2 separate regions of the Homo sapiens genome follow, and region 1 is linked to region 2. A link is an interaction called in ENCODE POLR2A ChIA-PET data of the cell type or tissue named here. Cell type or tissue: OCI-LY7. All regions are shown on one strand. Links, peaks and the distances in the headings refer to the core of each region. The heading gives the core; the rest is flanking DNA. Region 1 overlaps RUNX1 (RUNX family transcription factor 1). Region 2 overlaps RUNX1 (RUNX family transcription factor 1).

Region 1 (2,920 bases), core at 149-2,648, 92 kb after region 2:
GAATTCCTGGTGGTCATACTCACCAGTTATGGGACTCTCGAGATGAAAATCTGTGACACAGAGCACACACACACACACCCAGGCAGGGGAGTCCTGTGAAGCTGGATGCTCTGAAATCTAGGGCATTTCCGAATCAAGTATCTACCTCCTTGTGCCTTGCCATTCTCTGACCTGGCCCCAGAGCTGCAAAGAGAAGCTGAGGAGGACATTGCTAAGGGTCACACCTGGTGACACCTGTGTGGCCTGTGGTTAACAGTTTGGGAAAGTAAGCATCCTCACTGCTGCATGCCAGGACAGGGATGGCTATGTGCCAGCCACATCCCAGGGCGGTCTCGATGGAGCAGTCCCCTCCTGTGGGTCTCTGATGTCCCCAGGAGAAAGGCACATTGGTGAGGTCTCACATTCAGTTACATAGTGCTCTTGCATTTCTTACCCCACTTCATCTGCACACTTCTATACATTAGATAGAGCCCTGTTTTACAGATCAGAAAACTGAGGCTGAGAGTGGTTAATTTGCCCAAGATCACAAGGCAAGAAAGTAGTGGAGCTTAAATTTGGATTTTCATTATCTAAGTCCAAACGTTGTTCTTTACCTTGCATCATGAATAATAATTAAAATAATAATAAATGATAAGCAAACATTTTTCAAGGGTTTACTAAGTGCCTCACGCCACTTTAAGTGCATTCTATGGATCAATTTATTTAACCTTACAATGCTATGAGGTGGATACTTTTATTATCCCCAGTTAGCAGATGTGGAAATCAAGCTCCAAATGGTTAAGCCACTTGCCTAAAGCCACATGGCCAATGAAGGGAGAAGAAGATGCTTTGGTTTACTGCCCTGCTGTCCAGAGGAAGGCGTGAGGTAGCCCCCAACCCACACCCCCTCATTGACTGCTTTCAATGTACAACACCATAAGTATCTCACTCTGTCATGGACATTCAGAGAAGGCTTCACCCCACCAATCAATGACAACTTACTTTTTCCCCAAGGATCAGATAATTGATCTGATTATGCGTTTGCTGCAAATGGAAATTAACATCATTTGCCCTTCTATTTATTTTTGCTTTTCCCACTGAAAATGCTATTATGGTTATATACGCCATAAAAGAATTGTAGTAATGTTGTATCTACATTAATTTCCACCCAAGAGTTTTCGATTTTCACTTTTTATGGTGATGGAGGCTACAAACGAGAGAACTGCAGTGGCTGTAAATCGTTCTCTTCATGAAAATGTGCCAGATGAGGTGAAGGAAGGAGAGCGCAGGGGTCCTAAGAGTAAGGGCATATTTAAAAAATAAAAAGGTTATTCATGCAATTATCCAATTTCTTCAGTAAGTGGAAAAAAATCTTAGGGATGTAATGAAAACACATTCACAAACGTGTTTTTAAGAATAGTATTTTCCCAGGCCGGGCGCGGCGGCCAAGGCGAGTGGATCATGAAGTCAGGAGATCGAGACCAGCCTGGCCAACATAGTGAAACCCTATCTCTACTAAAAATACAAAAAATTAGCCAGGCATGGTGGCAGGCGCCTGTAATCACAGCTACTTGGGAGGCTGAGGGAGGAGAATCGCTTGAAACTGGGAGGTGGAGGTTGCAGTGAGCCAAAATCGCATCATTGCACTCCAGCCCAGGCGACAGTGTGAGACTCGGTCTCAAAAAAAAAAAAAAAAAAAAAAAAAAAAAAAAAGAAGAATAGCGTTTTCCCATTGAGCTTTCGTCTGGACTGATGGAATCATGGATGGACCCCTCACCAGGCCACCGAGACTCAACTGTGCCACGTCAGTGTCACGGGGGAGGCTGAACTTCGCCATCCAGCCCTGAACACAGGATCTCAGTGTTGTCTCAAATCAGCCCTTTTGCAGGCATGCACAGGGTGTCTAAGAGTCTGGTGTTAAGTTGAAAAGGTCTAATGTAGTGTTTTAAAGAGAAAAGGATTCTCCAGCCCCATAGTGGTGAGAAGTGACACAGAGTCACATTACATAAAATGACGAGGCCTGAGGTGATTGTGACAGTGAGGGTGACTCATTAATCCCAACACTGGGATCCTCTGAGCTCTCCCTAGCAGGGTCTCAAATGTTTGAGTGAAAGACTGCAGCTAGAAGACTGACAAAACCACACTGAACTCACTAGGGCAACTGCCTTTATTTCCAAGGCAGCTTCCATCGAAGGGAGTGGCAATTCATATAATCACCAATTGCTGAAAGACATCTTTTCCACGTCAGATTGAAACCAGTTTTGCAGCCTCCTTAATGTAGGTGCTGTGGCTGAGGCAACTAGAGAAACAGTGGACGCCTCCCTGGCCCCACTTCCCAGTGCCTTAAAGTCTGAGAAAAACACTGATTGACATTTCCAGGCTGCTGTATTTCCCTCACCAGCCCCAAACGCCCGATCCAGCTTCCTGCAACTGTGGCAAGGGCGTGAATGTCCCCAGGAGGCAGGTTGCAGAGTTGTTTAGATCCAGGACTGCATCCCAGTTTGTCCATCTGTGTGTCTATGTCTGAGTGGGCGAGTTGCTTCTCAGCTCTCCGCAGGACTCTGGTGTTGCTTGTTGCTTTGGCCTGGGGCTGATTCCTCCAAAGCAATGTGTCTCTTCGCAGAGTCTCTTAGAGCTGCAAGGCAGTATGGGATCATCAGAGAGGATGCTAGGAAGCTTCAGAAATGGAGGTCCTGGTAGAAAGGGTCCTTTGGCGTGGCCTCTGAAGAGTCCAAATGTGGGACAAGACCCTCCGAAAGCGGTGGCCTGGGGAGCCACAGGTGGGGCAGCCAGCACGGAAGAGGGTGGCTTTGCTACCATTGGGAAAACTTATCCTCCACATCCTCATGAGGCAAACACCTTTCCTACCTTACCGCTCCTCAGTGGCCTCCCTGTTGCCTTCTTATTCAAGACTAAGACCCTCTAGAATGTTCTTTATCCT
Region 2 (2,920 bases), core at 121-2,620:
TAAGGAAATCAGAGGAAACGCATTTTCAGTCTAGCAGCAGAATGGCCGTGAGCCTCTCAAAGGAAGTTGCTGGGATTCCTCTATGGACCTCAACTGCCTGACACCTTCATTGGAGAACGTTCGGTGATGTCAAATGGAGCTCCTGAATGGGACATGCTGCCCAATATAGACTAACAGGGACTGGGCAATGTACTGGAATCCCAAATCAGTGCAGTGCAAACTGAATGCCGTCGATTGCTCTGTCTTCAACAGAGATCAAAATACATCTCCGTTGAATGTAGGACTCACAGCAGAACCAATGATGGAGTATGCGCGCTGCCTGAAGTCCAGGAATGCATGTTTATAAATACAGACGTTGAAGTGCTGCGATCTGTCCCCATGCCCCGCCAGGGAGCCGACAAAACGAGCGCATGTCATAGTATTCATAGGCAGCTCATTAAATCCACACTGCTCACTTATTAATTTCCATTAATTGCTTTATTTGGGCTTTAGATGAGAAGATGTTATTAGCATGAATTTAGTCCTCAAAGATAATTTGGCCCAAGAAGTCTCTCAATGGAAGTATGGATATTCTCATTCTCTCTCTCTCTCTCTCTCTCCCCCTTGCACACACGCACACACACACGCACACACACTCCACTGGCTAAGAATCAATGAAGCCTTCAAAAGCATACACTCTCCCCATATTGACAGTATATGATTATTCATAAACATCTCTTTACTGATCTGAACTTGTGTCATAATCATCTACAGAAAGAAAACAGCCTTAAGACAGTACACCGGCCAGGTACGGTGGCTCACGACTGTAATCCCAGCACTTTGGGAGGCCAAGGCAGGTGGACCACCCGAGATCAGGAGTTCAAGACCAGCCCAGTCAACATGGTGAAACCTCGTCTCTACTAAAAATACAAAATTAGCCAGGCGTGGTGGTGGATGCCTGTAATCCCCAGCTACTTGGGAGGCCGAGGTAGGAGAATCGCTTGAACCTGGGAGGTGGAGGTTGCAGTGAGCTGAGATCACACCACTGCACTCCAGCCTAGGCAACAAGAGGGAAACTCTGTCTCAAAAAAAAAAAAAAAAAAAAAAAAAGACAGTACACCATCTCTCCTTGTCAACAAGTAATTTTTCCTTAAAAAAAAAACAACAAAAAAACCAGAAACACAGAATATGTTCTTCTTTAGCCAACCTTCTCCACCCTCTCTTGCCCCTTGCCAACCAGCACAAAAAAGAAAATACAAAACTGATTTATTAGAACCAGAGCAGGGTTGCAGCCGTTGGCTGGATCACTGTTTATGTCTATAATGCTTGTTGCTGAAACAGGAAGCTCTAAAAATCACTCAACCATTATTTCTCTTGCAGGCACTTTCTGATTGATAGTCTTCTGTCCCGACCAAAAAGAAATGCCTCCACCAAACACAAGCCGGCTGGCAAGGAAGGGGTTGAGGGTGGGTGGAGAGAAGTACAGCTTCTGCCCATCAAACTATAAAATATTGTTCATACAAATAACCTCAATTTAAAAAAGCTGTGTGACGCCATCAGCAATGCCTGACACTTCACAAAATCAGCAAGAAAACTATGAAGGGATCAACTGCGAAACTGCCTGTTGCAAGCACAAGCAGTTTTCAAGAAAGCTTTTCCTGCTGGTCCTTGCCATGACTGGGCCACCCCAGGCTTTAAGCAGGGCAGGGAGCAACTTGCTTTAGGAAAGTGTTGCTATCCTTTTATTGGCAAATGTGAAACCGAAATGAGAAACTTGGTCTCTAGAGATGAATTCTACATCAGATCATGGAGGCAAGCTTTTGACCTGCCCGTCGAAAAGCAGCATTTGTTAGGGCTGGTTGAGGCTTGGTATATCAGAGACTGGGTCTTTATTCATCTATATTTGCTTGCAATGAGATCTGAATACAGATTTCAGTATATATATTATTTTAAAGTGTAGATCAGTATGTAACAGAAGAAAGTGGGAAAATGGGAGAGTTGATTTTAATATAACTCATGTCTTTTCCTTATATTCTCTCCAGGAGATCTGACTGCCAGTTTATACCATGAACATTACCCGTGAAACAACTCTGGGGTGGTCAGATGAATTTTTCCTTCTTCTATTATATGAATCTGTTAATAGAATAGAGAAGGACTGGGATCCTACGATAATACTGCGAGTCATTCAGATCATCTCTTGGTAACAACCGCTACATAAAGCCAAGCCATGTCTCTTTGTTTAGAATATCAGTACCGTTTATCCTTCCCTAAATGTACCTTCCCTTCCTCTTGACCACAGTCTTCCACTCACCTGAAGGGCAACCTCCCACACTTTAGCCCAAATAATGTAGAATAATTTAAGAATGAAAATGCCTTAAGCAACTAACATTACACAAATATGCAATAACCCAGATTGTGACAGGATAAATATTATGTCTGGGAAGATATTCACAGCAAGAACATACCGAAGGAATTTCATTGTATAAATGTGTTGGGAAAGGATACTATTTTGAAAGTGGGCAAGATTAAAGCTGCCAGGGAGGTCAATGTAAACACAAATTCCGCCAAGAAACTCAACGCCATCCTGACAGGCCACAGAACACTTGGCCTTACAGGGCTGGGTGTGGACACAGTACGAGGGAAGCGACTGTCCTTTCAATGACAGAATAGGCCCCCTCCCCTTTACCCGTGATGATATGTGGGCATACCTGATGGCCATCCAAAGGCCTGGCCAGTGGTTTCAAGGAGATCTACTTTCTTAATTAGACAAACCAGACCCCGGCGATAACAAAAACACAGGTGTTACCAAAACAGCACAGGTTCAAGAAAATGTCTAGCTCATTTGTACATGTATTTATTCATTTTCAGGTGTCTACTATATGCGGCATAGGGCTAAGCTGGCCCTCCATGATCAATGCAAAGTTCCAAATTCACAAATTTT

Evidence for each region. Peaks named below come from ENCODE experiments on the same cell type or tissue, not always from the same donor. Only the 100,000 strongest peaks of a DNase experiment are listed, where the experiment ranks them.
Region 1: POLR2A ChIA-PET joins it to region 2 with 10 read pairs; 5 of 35 experiments call an interaction of 5 or more read pairs at or near these places.

Annotation. Positions count from the first base shown.
Region 1 is chr21:34,965,661-34,968,580 of GRCh38, forward strand. All of the region lies in intron 2 of RUNX1 (RUNX family transcription factor 1), which reads right to left. Among named protein-coding and RNA genes, the nearest start is that of RUNX1-IT1, 72 kb to the right of the region's middle. In OCI-LY7, for the core only: no CTCF peak of the experiment used is centred there; no DNase peak of the experiment used is centred there.
Region 2 is chr21:34,873,547-34,876,466 of GRCh38, forward strand. The region is part of intron 5 of RUNX1 (RUNX family transcription factor 1); the gene reads right to left. All of the region lies in intron 1 of RUNX1-AS1 (RUNX1 antisense RNA 1), which reads left to right. Among named protein-coding and RNA genes, the nearest start is that of RUNX1-AS1, 39 kb to the left of the region's middle. In OCI-LY7, for the core only: no CTCF peak of the experiment used is centred there; a DNase peak (open chromatin) is centred at 1,335; H3K4me3 peaks cover 733 bases; H3K27ac peaks cover 911 bases.